Regions from separate parts of the Homo sapiens genome. Here regions 2 and 3 are each linked to region 1. A link is a contact called in ENCODE Hi-C or POLR2A ChIA-PET data. All regions are on one chromosome and are shown on one strand. The core of a region is the stretch at or near the end of the contact, and the rest is flanking DNA. Distances in the headings are between cores, read along the strand shown.

Region 1 (4,831 bases), core at 1,429-3,928:
GAGCCCCAACTTATATCTACTGAATCTGAAATTGGCAGTAGGATGGGGGCATATCTGGAATCTTTTTTTTTTTGAGACGGAGTCTTGCTCTGTTGCCGAAGCTGGAGTCCAGTGGCGTGATCTCGGCTCACTGCAACTTCCGCCTCCCGGGTTCAGGAGATTCTCCTGCCTCAACCTCCTGAGTAGTTGGGACTACAGACACACGCCACCACACCCGGCTAATTTTTGTTAGAGACGGGGTTTCAGCATGTTGGCCAGGCTGGTCTCGATCTCCTGACCTCATGATCCACCCACCTTGGCCTCCCAAAGTGCTGGGATTACAGGCATGCGCCACCGTGCCCGGCTTTGTTTTTTTTAATCAGCCAGCCTCCCAAACTACAGCAGGCTCAGAGAGACTCCCAAGGAATCTCTATTTCTAACAAGCATCCCAGCCCATTCAGCCCATTCTTTTATCAAATGAGTTTAGGAAACATGGCCCTAAATTATCACCCAAGATGTTATCTATCACCTGTCACACATCACCCAGTTATTGAAAAACTTACCTGAAATATAAGGTTTTCATTTACATGTCTCACAAATAGGCACTGGTTTACTAAAAACCCACAGAAATGTTATCTTTTTGGTTTGTGTATTAATATCATTTCTATCTTGATATAGAATACCTTTGAAAATTAAGGTTTCTTATTGTACCCAAATCTTCATCTCTCTCACCCACTGCATCTAAGTCTAGCCTTATCTATCTACACTGGTACTAAAACATAGCTTTTTTTCTTTCCCTTTTAATGATGGTGACTGAGGTACAGCCTCCTCTCATCATTTAAAAAAATTATTTTAGGTGGACTGCGATGGCTCACTTCTGTAATGCCAGCACTTAGAGAGGTGAAAGTGGGTGGATCACTTGAGCCCAGGAGTTCAACACCAGCCTGGGCAACATGGTGAAACCCTGTCTCCACCCCCACCCCCAAAAAAAATGCAGCTGGGCGGGGTGGCGTGCACCTGTGGTCCTAGCTACTCAGGAGGCTGAGGTGGAAGAACTGCTTGAGACCAGGAGGTGGAGGCTGCAGTGAGCCATCATCACACCACTGCACTCCCTCTTGGGCAACAGAGTGAGGCTCTGACTTCCAAAACAAATAACAACAACAAAAAACAATTTTTTAAGAGTCTCATTTTAGTCCTTTCAATTCGTGACACACTTTATTTATTTTTAATTTTTTTGAGACAGAGTCTCACTCTGTCGCCCAGGCTGGACTCCAGCGGCGCAGTCTTGGCTTATTGCAACCTCCGCCTCCCAGGTTCAAGCAATTCTCCTGCCTCAGCCTCCCAAGTAGCTGGGATTACAGGTGCCTGCCACCATGCCCGGCTAATTTTTGTATTTTTTAGTAGAGACAGGGTTTCACCACATTGGCCAGGCTGGTCTCGAACTCCTGACCTCAAGTGATCCACCCACCTTGGCCTACCAAAGTGCTGAGGTTACAGGCGTGAGCCACCGCGCCCAGCCTGTGACACACTTTAAATGAATTCAGGGTTGACTCATACACAGCACGCCTGGTAATAACATTGAAAACAAAGTCTCCTGCCCAAATTCTAACAGTTACCACCACAATGCAGAGCCCTCTCCTGAGAGATAATCATTTCTGTACAGTTAATGATGAAAGAGTGACGCTTTCATAACAAGACCAATGATGGTTTCTGTTCCCTCTCAGTCCAAATCCAGTGTCCGTCTCCTCCCAAAACAATAGGTTATCCTCTGATCAACGCTGACAAAATGAACCCTGTAGGAAACACACAAGTATGGCGCATCTCTCAAATCTTAGCTCTTTGAAATGACACCAGGCAGCCGACTCTGAATCACAGCTACATTTTAATCCATTTTCCGACACTCCAAATGCTCTAAGCTATTTTCTGTATAACCACTGCCCTCACGGCGGGCAGCCTGAGAGAAAGATCGTCGCGTGAGGGGGTACCTTGATGGGGGTCCGGGCTCTGCTACAAACTGGCTAGGTGAACTTGAGCAAATCCCTCCCTCTCTCGGAGCCTCAATCTCATTAACTCCAAAGAGAGACAGCTGGACTCAGAAGACCCCTCAAGTCTCCCACATTTCTAAGAATCTAACAGCTGGGGGTCACAAGGGTAACCAAGACTCTAGCCCCATAACATATTGTTTTGAGATTACCTAACCTAACCCTCTAGCTTCAAAGACTAAGATCCAGAAATGAAAGTTGCCTGACACTCAATCTAGTGTCCTTCCCACAGGACATCATTCCTTCTACGAAAACGAACACACGAGAAAATGGCATCTGAACATCTGAAAGCCCTGCCTCGACTCAAGAGACGGGCAGGTAGCCTATTTCATCTGATTTTTGTCCCTCGTGAACTTCCACCTAGCTGGAAAGGGCAAAGCGCGAGCTTCTAGGCCACACCCTAAGTAAATCCGGACCGCCCTACGCAGGAGCAGTCGCACCTGCTCCTAAGCTCGAGGTGAAGGTGGCTCCGTCTCCACCCGAGCTCGCCTCAGAGCGAGCCCGCGACACAGAAACATCTCTCTTCAGACCCCAGCTTGGTCCAGGTTGCCCCACGCCCCAAGGTAGTCTCTCCGCGCTGCTATACCTGCTCCGCCACGGCGCGACCCCGTGCAGTAATCCCAGACATCGGTGCCCCACGGACGTCGCCATCTTGTCTGCTCCTTCTCAGCGTGCCACGCCCCCTTCACACGCTGGGCGCACGCTTAAGGCGTCACGAGTCTCGAGTTCAGTGGGCCAATGAGAAAAGCGCGGGTTGGGGGCGGAGCCGACTAAGCTCCGCCCTGTGGCTACTCCCCACCTAACCCGCTTGGCACCTGCGGAGGTAGGGGAACTAGTGGAGCTGTAGGTTTCGCTAAACCTGGGCTTGGTCGCAGCACTGCCACTCCTCCTCCTTCCCTCTGGGTGCCTTTCCTCATGTACCTGGAAAATCTGAGTCATCCAAGATCCAAGAATGTCGTTTCAAGTGATCGAACTTGCTCATTTTACGGATGGGGAAACTGGGCATCCATGACTCAGCTCTCGTTTTTTAAGCGCCGGAGTGTGTTGTGAGCACTTTGCAAGCATGGTGTCATATCATTCTTATCTCCTACCGCTGTGCTGCCAGGGAGACCGGGGGCAAACGGTCTTGGATCACCTAGAAATGCAACCAGTCGTTAAATTCGGTGCCTGGTGCTTGCTCTTGAAAAGGTTCCTATCTTCAATTGTAAGAGGAAAACGAGTTTTCAATCATGTCTGCTACTTTTTACTGAGCACTGACTAGAGACTCGCAGCTAGGCCCGAGACATTATCCCCATTTTAAAGATGAGGTACCTGAGGCTCAGGAAGGTTAAGCAACATCTTCAAGGGTACATAAAGGGCATATGCCCAAAGACTATAAAATAGTGAAGCCAGAATTTGAACATACGTCTCTGACTCCAAAAACCATGTCCTAAACATCTTCTTCTTTTTTTTTTTTTTTTGAGACAGAGTCTCTCATTGTCGCCCAGGCTGGAGTGCAGTGGCGCGATCTCGATTCACTGCAAGCTCCGCCTCCCGGGTTGACGCCATTCTCCTGCCTCAGCCTCCCGAGTAGCTGGGACTACAGGCGCCCGCCACAACGCCCGGCTAATTTTTTTATATATATTTTTCGTAGAGACGGGGTTTCACCATGTTAGCCAGGATGGTCTCGATCTCCTGACCTCGTGATCCGCCCGCCTCGGCTTCTCAAAATGCTGGGATTACAAGCGTGAGCCACCGCACCTGGCCTAAACATTCTTCCTTTTAAGCCCTTTGTCAGAATCTGGCAGAATTTGGGTCCAACAACTGAAGGAATGCAGCCCTACTTTTTCATCTGCTAAGCTGATAATCACAGTTGCCTTCACCAGGCATTTGACAGGAGGAGGAATATGCTCCCTGGTCCCTGCAGGTATTTCTGTGTAGTTGGCTTAAGTTCAACTAGGGCATACTCAGCTCCTACAGAGAGCTTAAAAGGCACCAGGTTTGGTATTGGGGGGAAGAAACCTCCCTTTGTCATGGTTTTCAAAAGTCGGAAAAGAAAAAAACAAATGTATAGAATTGGTTTTGGCCGGGCGCAGTGGCTCACGCCTGCAATCCCCACTCACTGGGAGGCTGAGGTGGGAGGATAGCTTGAGCCAAGGAGTTGAGACCAGCCTGGGCCGGGCGCGGTGGCTCACGCCTGTAATCTCAGCACTTTGGGAGGCCGAGGTGGGCGGATCACGAGGTCAAGAGATTGAGACCATCCTGGCTAACACGATGAAACCCCATCTCTACTAAAAATACAAAAAAAATTAGCCGGGCGTGGTGGCGGGCGCCTGTAGTCCCAGCTACTCTGGAGGCTGAGGCAGGAGGATGGCGTGAACCCGGGAGGCGGACTTGCAGCGAGCCGAGATCGCGCCATTGCACTCCAGCCTGGGTGACAGAGTGAGACTCCGTCTCAAAAAAAAAAAAAAAAAAAAAAAGGAAGTAAAAAAGAGACCAGCCTGGACAACATAGTGAGACTCCATCTCTTTTTTTTTTTTTTTAAGAGGCTGGGCACCGTGGCTCACCCTATGATCCCAGCACTTTGGGAGGCCAAGGCGGGCGGATCACCTGAGGTCAGGAGTTCGAGACCAGCCTGGCCAACATGGTGAAACCCCATCTCTATTAAAAATACAAAAATTAGCTGGGCATAGTGGCGCCTGCCTGTAATCCCAGCTACTCCAGAGGCTGAGGTACGAGAATTGCTTGAACCCGGGAGGGGGAGGTTGCAGTGAGCTGAGATAATGCCATTGCACTCCAGCCTGGGAGACAGAGTGAGACACCATTTAAAA
Region 2 (4,831 bases), core at 1,545-4,044, 160 kb after region 1:
TAGCCAGGTATCCTGACTCAGGCTGCTGTCCTCTTTTCGTGACATTGTTCAGAGTACCTTTAAGGGATAGAGTAACATGAGCTTGGATCAGTAGGGGCAGCATTTGTGGAGCCTCAGAGGACAGAGATATTGTACAAAATGAGTGTGGAAAACATTAAAACTTTAAAAAAATTGGGCTACTACGTTGTGCTTTAGTGTTCTATAAGCTAACTTGAATTTCTAAAACCTAGCTTAAGAAAGGTGTCATTGCTGGGCACAGTGGCTCACGCCTGTAATGCTCACCCTTTGGGAGGCCAGGTGGATCACCTGAGGTCAGAAGTTCGAGACCAGCCTGGCCAACGTGGTGAAACCCCATCTCTACTAAAAATACAAAAATTAGCCAGGTGTGGTGGCATATGCCTGTAATCCAAGCTACTCGGGAGGTTGAGGCAGGAGAATTGCTTGAACCTGGGAGGCGGAGGTTGCAGTGAGCTGAGATTGCGCCACTGCATTCCAGCCTGGGCGACAGAGCGAGACTTTGTCTCAAAAAGAAAAAAAAAAAGAAAGGTGTCATGAAAATGAAGTTATATCAAATTGGTTGATGATATTTTCCTTTATTCATTGGTAGGTTCATCCAGCAATATTCCTAGAGGCCTATGTCTAAGGCTAGGAATCTGGGTTGGCAGTAAGAGAATCCCTAAATGGTTATTATTTCATTTATTAATTCATTCACTTATTTTTTGGTTAACCTACTTACCAGCATTCATTTATTTTAGATGAGAAAACACATTGAATACAAATGTAGGGATAGAAAGACACTGTGCCCCTCTGTACTCAGAGGGCTGAAAATGTTACCTCTGGCTGCCAGATTATTTGTAAATACCTAGCCGGGCACTGTGGCTCACACCTGTAATCCCAGCACGTTGGGAGACCAAGGCGGGTGGATCACGAGGTCAGGAGATTGAGACCATCCTGGCTAACACAGTGAAACCTGTCTCTACCAAAAAAATACAAAAAAAAAATAAAATAACTGGGCGTGGTGGCGGGCACCTGTAGTCCCAGCTACTTGGGAGGCTGAGGCAGGAGAATGGTGTGAACCTGGGAGGTGGAGCTTGCAGTGAGCCGAGATCGTGCCACTGCACTCCAGCCTGGGCGACAGAGCAAGACTCCGTCTCAAAAAAAAAAAAAAAAAGGAAGAAAAGAAAGTACCTTTAGAGGGGCTATTGCTTTGCTATGCCAAGGAGCCATTTTTAGGAACCCAGAGTTTGAGCCTCTCAGGCTGTTTGGGGTAGAGTTGCGCCGAGGAGGGCTACTCTGGGACTCATTTGACTATACTTGAACTAGTTTCACTGGTTAACTGAAGCAGGGGGAATTACAGGTTCTGATGGTAGCAGCACCAGAATGTACCCAGGTAGTCTTGGAAGTTGTTTGGGGCCTGGGATAGCTCAGGTGGACCAGTTGATTTCCCATAAAATTTGTTTTAGAATTTTAAAATCATTTTAGGGAAAAGAAGTTTCAAAGAATCTTTATTTGGGGTGGTTGTGGAAGATTTTAACATGACACCATTGTGGAGTCCTCTGAGCTAAGGGTTCCCTGGCAGACTCAAATTGGAAAAGCATTTGCTGCAACCTGAAGCTCTGGCTCAGCCTTCTCTTTGGCTTCTGAGCTGTAGGTGTGTCCACCTGATGGACCTCTCTGCTCAGATGGCCCCCAAGTACCTCATCCTTAATGCATTGACAGCCAAACTCATGTCTCCCTGTTCCTCAGCCCATGCTTCCTCTTCCACTCCTTCTTCTGATTGGCTCCTCACCTCCGTTCTCACTGCATTGTTCAGACTCCTGTCATTTGTGGCCAGGATTATTGCAGTAGCCTTCAAAATGATCTTCCTGCTCTGTTCTCATCCCTTCTGATTCATAGTCCATACTGTCACTGATGTTTCCAGATGCAGATCTGATCAGCCACTCCTTCCCACATGTAACCCTTTCATGGCTCTTCATGGCTATAGTGCTGATCATCACCCAGCTCCTCCCTGTGGTTGTATCTTCACCTGCCTCCTCTTCCACATGGTACTGCAGGTGGAAAGAGCGCAGGCTCCAGGATCTTAGGACATGAGGCCTGACTCCACCTCATGAGCAGTGAAGCCCTCAGGCCAGTTACTACACTAATTTCTGGGTATCTCAGTGTCTTTATCATGAAGAGATTGAATTTTTTTTTTTTCTTTTTTGAGGAAGAGACTCACTCTGTCTCCCAGGCTGGAGTGCAGTGGTGCGATCTCAGCTCTCTGCAACCTCTGCCTCCCGGGTTCAAGCAATTCCCCTGCCTCAGCCTCCCAAGTAGCTGGGATTACAGGTGTGTACTACCACCCCCAGCTAATTTTTGTATTTTTAGTAGAGATGGAGTCTTGCCATGTTGGGCAGTCTGGTCTCAAACTACTGGCCTCCTGTGATCTGCCCATCTCAGCCTCCCAAAGTGCTGGGATTACAGGCATGAGCCACCACACCTGGCTGGAGATTGACTATTAAATGTGATAATCCACATAAATTCTTAGGACAGTGCTGGACATCCATGGTGAGCACTCAACAAATAGGAGCTGTTGTTGTCATTACAATAACATATTTTGTATTCCAGGCATTTCTTGTGCTCCTCAAAAGAACTGTGTCCTCGTGTTCCTTTGCATAGATAGGTTCCTCTCTATAGAATATGCTTCTTCCCTGTCTTTAACCCCTGATTCTGACTGGCAGGCATGAACTTAGTTTATTATTCAGCTGCAACAATACCTCTTCTTTGAAGCCTGCCCCGGTGGTTCCCCCTCCTTCCCATGCCCTCCCGGGGTGTGTTAGGCATGTTTCCGCACAGCTCCGTATGCATAACCCAATTGTACAACTTGGCATGTTGTGATCTCACTGCTTGTTTTCCATGTCTGTCTCCTCACTAGACTGAAAGAGCTTATCTTTATTCATTTTCTCCACTCAATGTTTAACACATTTATGGACAAATGAATTTATATTTCCAAGACCAAGTTGCCGTATGTGAGAAGAATTTGAATAACACACAATATTATTATTTAATTGGTATGCAAGTATTTAATTATACATAGTTTTTTTTTTTTTTTTTAAGAGACAGGATCTTCCTCTGTTGTCCAGGATAGAGTACAGTGGCTTGATCTCACTGCAGCCTCAACCTTTTGGGATGATGTGATCCTTTCACCTCAGCATCCCAAATAGTTGGGACTACAGGCACATACCACCACACCTGGCTTAATTATATACGTATGCTCTGAATGCTTGGCTTCTCATAGATGGTGTGGGATCCTGGGGTTGTTTTTCTAGTCAGGGTGATATTGTTAAGTGGGGTCATCTTTTCCCTTTCCCAGTCCCTTTATGTAACCTATAGCATGTGTTTTCAAAGGGGTTAGTGGCCATCAAGAGGTGATCTATAGCCACATGGGAACTGAACTCCCATCTTTGACCTTAAGCTACCTGATCAATTATGTTAATGAGCCACTGAAAGAAATTAGATAAAATTATTCAAATTTTTATAACCATATATCGGACATTAATTTGTTATAACCATATGCAAAACCAATTAATGTCAGATCTTCAGGATATATCCATAGTCTTACTTCCATCAGTCTTAGCCTGGCCTAAGGTGCCATCATCTTTTGCCTGGATGCAGTAGCGAGTTACCTGGTCTTGGGCTCCTCCCTTGCCCTTCCATATCGTTTATTTTCAACACAACAAATCAGAGTGACCTTTATAAAATAGAATTTGGATTATGAACTTCTCTGCACAAAATTTTCCAAGGGCTTCCCAGCTCACTTGGAGTAAAAGCCAAGGCATTATGGTGGCAGATAGACCCCTCATGTCATGTGGCTGCTTGTTACGCTCAGTCCTCGTCTCCTGCTTTCTCCCTCTCATTTCACTCTGGAGGTTCCCCAGATAGATCAGGCTCACTCTGAATTGCAGGTCCTTCCTCTTGTTCGCCCCTCTGCTGTGCCTTTACTCCAGAGAGCATCATGGCTAAGATCCAGATGTCTGCATTTGCCCAAGACAGTCCTGGTTTGAATTTGTGAACCCATATGACTATTAATAGTGTCCCCTTCCAGTCTCAGAGGTGTCCTGTATTGGATGATAAATGACATGGCCACCCTTCCCACAGCTCGCTCTCTCGCTTCCTTCAGGTCTTGCCTGAATTGCCATATTTTACTTCAGCACTCCCCTCCTATCCTCTCTACCTAATATTTCTCCATTGTGCCACCTGGCATGCTAGATTTTTAAATTTTGTACTTTTTTTATTGTAAGTTCCATGACTGTCAGGATTTTTGTTTTGCTCATGACTGTATTCCCAGAGCTTAAAACAGTTCCTGGTGGCTGGGCACAGTGGCTCACGCCTGTAATCCCAGCACTTTGGGAGGCCAAGGCGGGCGGATCACCTGAGGTCGGGAGTTCGAGACCAGCCTGACCAACATGGAGAAACCGCCATCTCTGCTAAAAATACAAAATTAGCCAGGCGTGGTGGCGCATGCCTGTAATCCCAGCTACTTGGGAGGCTGAGGCAGGAGAATCGCTTTGAACCCGGGAGGCGGAGGTTGCAGTGAGCCAAGGTCACGCCATTGCACTCCAGCCTAGGCAACAAGAGCAAAACTCCGTCTCAAAAAAAAAAAAAAAAAAAAAACAGTTCCTGGCACATAATAGATAGTTGAATGAATGCTAAAAATCTTCTGAAGTTAGCTTTCTCTCTACTGAAGCATGATTTAATTTTTCTCTAATGCTTTTCTTTCTTATAACCTTCTTAAACAATTAACTAGATTCCTTTTTTTCAAAGACTTGGGTAGTCTTTTTCTCCTTGCTTG
Region 3 (4,831 bases), core at 1,357-3,856, 130 kb after region 1:
ACTCAAGAGGCTGAGGCAAGAGGATCCCTTGATCACAGGAATTTGAGGTTACAGTATGATTGTACCACTGCACTCCAACCTGGGTGATAGGACAGAGCAAGACCCTGTCTCTTTAAAAAAAAAAAAAAAAGAAGAAGAAAAAAGAAGACAACCCACAGAATGGGAGAAAATATTATTTGCAAATTATTTTCTGATAAAAGTCTGTTATCCAGAAAATATGTAGAACTTCTGTAACTCAAGAACGAAAAGAAAAAACCCTAATTGACAAATGGGCAAAGGCTGCCCCATTCACCATGATGTGATTATTTCACATTACATGCCTGTATCAAAACATCTCATGTACCCCACAGATATTAAACACCTACTATGTACCCATAAAAATTAAAAAATAATTAAAATAATTAAAAAAACAAATGGGCAAAGGACTTGAATCAACATTTCTCTAAAGAATATACATGAATGTCCAACAAGTACATGAAAAGATGCTCAAGATCATTAGTCATTAGGAAAATGCAACCTAATACCACAATGAAATGCCACTTCACACCCACTAGGATGACTGTATTTTTTTTTTTTTTTTTTTTTTTTTTTGAGACAGAGTCTCGCCATGTTGCCCAGGCTAGAGTGCAGTGGCGCAATCATAGCTCACTGCAGCCTTGATCGCCTGGGCTCAAGCCATCCTCCCTCCTCAGCCTCCTATAGTAGCTAGGACTACAGGCATGTGCCACTATGCCCGGGCAATTTTTTTTTTTTTTTTGGTGGAAACTAGGTCTCACTATGTTATCCAGGCTGATCTCGAACTCCTGAGCTTAAGTGATCTTCCCACCTTGGCCTCCCAATGTGCTGAGATTACAGACGTGAGCTACAGTGCCTAGCCCATATTTTTTTTTGAGACAGAGTTTTGCTCTTGTTGCCCAGGCTGGAGTACAATGGTGTGATCTCGGCCCACTGCAACCTCTGCCTCCCGGGTTCAAGCAGTTCTCCTGCTTCAGCCTCCCGAATAGCTGAGATTACAGGCGCCCACCACCACGCCCATCTAATTTTTTTGTGTTTTTAGTAGAGACGGGGTTTCACCATGTTGGCCAGGGTGGTCTCGAACTTCTGACCTCAGGTGATCCGCCCGCCTTGGCCTCCCAAAGTGCTGGGATTACAGACGTGAGCCTCCGCGACTGGGCCCATATTCTTTATTTTATTTATTTATGTATTTTTAGAGACAGTCTCGCTCTGTCGCCCAGACTGGAGTGCAGTGCTGCGATCTCGAACATGGCTCACTGCAACTTCCACCTCCCAGGTACAAGCGATTCTCGTCCCTCAGCCTGCCAAGTAGCTGGGATTATAGGTGTGCGCCACCTTACCCTGCTAATTTTTGTATTTTTAGTAGTGATGTGGTTTCACCATGTTGGCCAGGCTGGTCTCGAACTCCTGGCCTTAAGTGATCTCCCCACCTTGGCCTCCCAAAGTGCCGGATTATGGGCCTAGCCCGTATTCTTGACAGCATTATTCATATTAGCTAAAAAGTAGGATAACACAAATAACAAATGTCTGTCAGCTAAAGCATAGATAAATAAAATGTATATCCATACAATGTAGTATTATTCTGCTATAAAGAAGAATGAAGTACTAACACATGCTACAGCATAGATGAATCTTGAACACATGTTAAGTGAGAGAAGCCAGACATAGTGGATCAAATACAAATCATAAGATCTTATTTATATGAAATGTCCAGAATAGGTAAATATATAATATAGAGATTAGTGGTTGCCAGGGACTGAGGGTGGGGAGTGACTGTTTCATCAGTTTGGGATTTCCTGTTGGGGTGATGAAAATGTTTTGGATCCAAATAATGGTGATAGTTATACAACATTGTGAATGTATTAAATGTCACGATGGCAATATTTATATGTATTTTGCCACAATTAAAAAATTATTTCATTCGATTATCTCACCTTGATTTCACATGAAAACATTTTGATGAAAAAGTATTTGAAGTCACATTATGTAGTGTAAAAGAGTAGAGTTTGGATTAAGGCAGACTGGGTTTTAAATGATCTCATCAGCTTGCTTTTTTTTTTTTCTTTTTTGATTAAGAGACAGAGTCTTGCTATGCTGCTTAGGCTGGTCTTGAACTCCTGGGCTCCAGGGATCTTGTCACTTCATCCTCCTCAGTAGTTGGGACTACAGGCGCAGGCCACCATGCCTGGCTGATTAGCTTTTTGGTCTCCAAGGATTAGTCTCTGAGGCTCCATTTCTTCAGCTGCAAAATGGAGATAATAATAGACCCTCTCACCACATCACTTATGAGTTGAGACACTCCATGCCCATATCAGCCCATTGTGAGCCCGTTGTGTTTTCCTGTATATCACTTGCACTAAAATTAGATAAGGGTGCTGATTTTGGAGCTCTTGGACTCCCGTGAATTAATTGGCAGTCAGTGAAGGTCTGCTGTTTCCTAGCACTCTGCTCTGGGTACTGTGGCTTGTATTTAGGAATTTCTGTCCACTTGAGATACATCCATGAAATGTACATTATATTATGTGCCTTATATAGTGAGTGTTGAATTCTGTAGTCACTAAGCATACTTAAGATAAAGATGGGGTTGGTCAGTATAGGCTGTTGTCTTCAGAGACCCAGGAGGAACTGAAACTGCGCTTGCTAGCTAACTGTTGCAAGCCACTTTTGATGTTCATCTGTAAACACCCTACTTCTAGGATATTGATCTCCAGACTCCATGGAAATGTTTATTCTCATTAGTCCCTGTCCCTGTCCAAAGGTAGTTCTTTGCCTTGGCTTATACCGCTGAGTCCAGAGCAAACCCCACCCTCATCCTATGAGACTAGTAGGGTGTGGGAGTGCCTTTGATTCTTAAATCCACCACCATGGGTGCTGTTCTTGTTCCCTAGACCACAATTCTGCAGAAATTAAAAAACACTGTAGGCCTGGCATTGTGGCTCACGCCTGTAATCCCAGCACTTTGCCAAGGCAAGTGGATCACTTGAGCCCAGCCTGGGGATTATGATGAAACCCTATCTCTCTTTTTTTTTTTCTTTTTTTTTTTTTTTTTGAGACGGAGTCTCGCTCCGTCGCCCAGGCTGGAGTGCAATGGCACAGTCTTGGCTCACTGCAGTCTCCACCCCCTGGGTTCAAGTGATTATCCTACCTCAGCCTCCTGAGTAGCTGCAATTTCAGGCGCGTGCCACATTGCCTGGGTAATTTTCCTACTTTTAGTAGAGATGGAGTTTCGCCATGTTGGCCAGGCTGGTCTCGAACTCCTGACCTCAGGTGATCCACCCGCCTCAGCCTCCCAAAGCACCGGGATTGCAGGTTTGAGCCACCACGCCCAGCCGAAACCCTGTCTTTATAAAAAATGCAAAAATTATCTGGGCCTGGTGACGCGTGTCTGTAGTCCAGCTACTCGGGAACTGGGAGACAGTCACCATTACTTAATGCTGATTTGCAGTTTTCCAATCACTTTCCACATTCCTGGCACTTTAGATAACTTTCCTAAAGTCACATAGTGGCAAGTTTCAGGTTCAGGACTCCATCTAGGGCTTCTGACTCCCAGCAGTGCTCTGTCCCCTGCACTGCAGCCTATAATTACCTGAAGCTATTCAATACTGTGCACTGCTGCTGAGCCACCTGGATTAAGAATATTATGTGCAGCTGGGCCTCACACCTGTAATCCCAGCACTTTGGGAGGCCGAGGCAAGCAGATCACTTGAGGCCATGAGTTCGAGACCAGCCTGGCCAACATGGTGAAACCCTGTCTCTACTAAAAATACAAAAATTACCCAGGTGGCCCACCTGTAATCCTAGCTACTCTGGAGGCTGAGGCAGGAGAATTGCTTGAACCTGGGAGGTGGAGGCTGCAATGAGCCGAGATTGTGCCACTGCACTCCAGCCTGGGCAACTGAATGAGACTGCCTCAAAAAAAAAAAAAAAAAAGGGCTGGGCACAGTGGCTCACACCTGTAATCCCAGCACTTTGGGAGGCCAAGGCAGGCGGATCACGAGGTCAGGAGATCGAGACCATCTTGGCCAACATGGTGAAACCGCATCTCTACTAAAAATACAAAAATTAGCTGGGCATGGTGGCGTGCGTCTGTAGTCCCAGCTACTTGGGAGGCTGAGGCAGGAGAATTGCTTGAACCCAGGAGGCGGAGGTTGCAGTGAGCCAAGATAGCGCCACTGCACTCCAGCCTGGTGGCAGAGTAAGACTCCGTCTCAAAAAAAAAAAAAAAAAAAAAAAAAAGAATATTATATGCATGCAGTCTGCTTCATAGTGAAGTAAATGAAACAAACTTCAACCCTGTTGTTCTCTACTCATGCTTAGGAGAAGAACTGTAGTCATGAAGTGACAGTGGTCCTGTTTTCTAGAACTTTCTATGATGCAAAATCTGTTGGTGAGTAACTATTTCTCTCCTACAGTTATGTTTTTGTTAAGCTTCCCCCAACCCCACCCCAGCCATTTCCTTTCATTTTTTTCCTCGTTGCACTTTTCCACCCTTCCCATCTTTTCTGTTATGGGGACAGTGTAAAAGGGAAAGTAGCACAGTCCGTTAGTGGATGCAAGAGGTCTGTGGGCTGTGATTCATCTTAAAACCAACTTAATAGATAGACAGTTGGCTGGGTGCAGTGGCTCACGCCTGTAATCCCACGACTTTGGGAGGCTGAGGTGGGCGGATCACCTGAGGTCAGGAGTTGAAAACCAGCCTGGCCAACATGGTGAAACCCCATCTCTACTAAAAATACAAAAATTAGCCAGGTGTGGTGGCATGCACCTGTAGTCCCAGCTACCCAGGAGGCTGAGAAAGGAGAGTCGCTTGAATTCA

What was found. Hi-C counts contacts between places; a loop is a spot of excess contacts on that map. ChIA-PET counts read pairs that join two places held with the same protein, here RNA polymerase II (POLR2A). Pooled maps may share reads with other maps.
Region 2: a loop to region 1 is called in a map of HCT116, with 8 times the contacts of the local background. The contact joins the enhancer-like site here to the promoter of PISD in region 1. A Hi-C loop is called at or near these places in 2 of 168 maps with a recorded cell type or tissue (HCT116 and HepG2), 1 of 37 single-sample maps with no recorded cell type and 10 of 50 pooled maps. POLR2A ChIA-PET finds 5 or more read pairs at or near these places in 13 of 52 experiments (BJ, GM12878, HEK293T and 9 more).
Region 3: a map with no recorded cell type shows a loop between it and region 1 (6-fold over the local background). The contact joins the enhancer-like site here to the promoter of PISD in region 1. A Hi-C loop is called at or near these places in 3 of 37 single-sample maps with no recorded cell type and 4 of 50 pooled maps. POLR2A ChIA-PET finds 5 or more read pairs at or near these places in 13 of 52 experiments (AG04450, B cell, GM12878 and 10 more).

Annotation. Positions count from the first base shown.
Region 1 is chr22:31,659,537-31,664,367 of GRCh38, forward strand. PISD (phosphatidylserine decarboxylase) reads right to left here and starts at 2,679. Exons shown (of 8, transcript NM_001326411.2): 1 at 2,608-2,679. The coding sequence starts at 2,672. RefSeq lists enhancers at 1,411-2,304, 1,600-1,739, 1,713-2,912, 2,130-2,179, 2,420-2,719 and 1 more.
Region 2 is chr22:31,823,822-31,828,652 of GRCh38, forward strand. The region is part of intron 24 of DEPDC5 (DEP domain containing 5, GATOR1 subcomplex subunit); the gene reads left to right. Among named protein-coding and RNA genes, the nearest start is that of DEPDC5, 72 kb to the left of the region's middle. Within about 2 kb of position 2,795, at least 2 of the 41 ENCODE cell types and tissues checked have a DNase peak (open chromatin) inside an H3K27ac peak, as active enhancers do.
Region 3 is chr22:31,787,701-31,792,531 of GRCh38, forward strand. It overlaps DEPDC5 (DEP domain containing 5, GATOR1 subcomplex subunit), which reads left to right. Exons shown (of 43, transcript NM_001242896.3): 11 at 4,333-4,402. Among named protein-coding and RNA genes, the nearest start is that of DEPDC5, 36 kb to the left of the region's middle. RefSeq lists an enhancer at 2,855-2,914. Within about 2 kb of position 2,607, at least 2 of the 41 ENCODE cell types and tissues checked have a DNase peak (open chromatin) inside an H3K27ac peak, as active enhancers do; they include GM12878, where a contact is called at or near this core.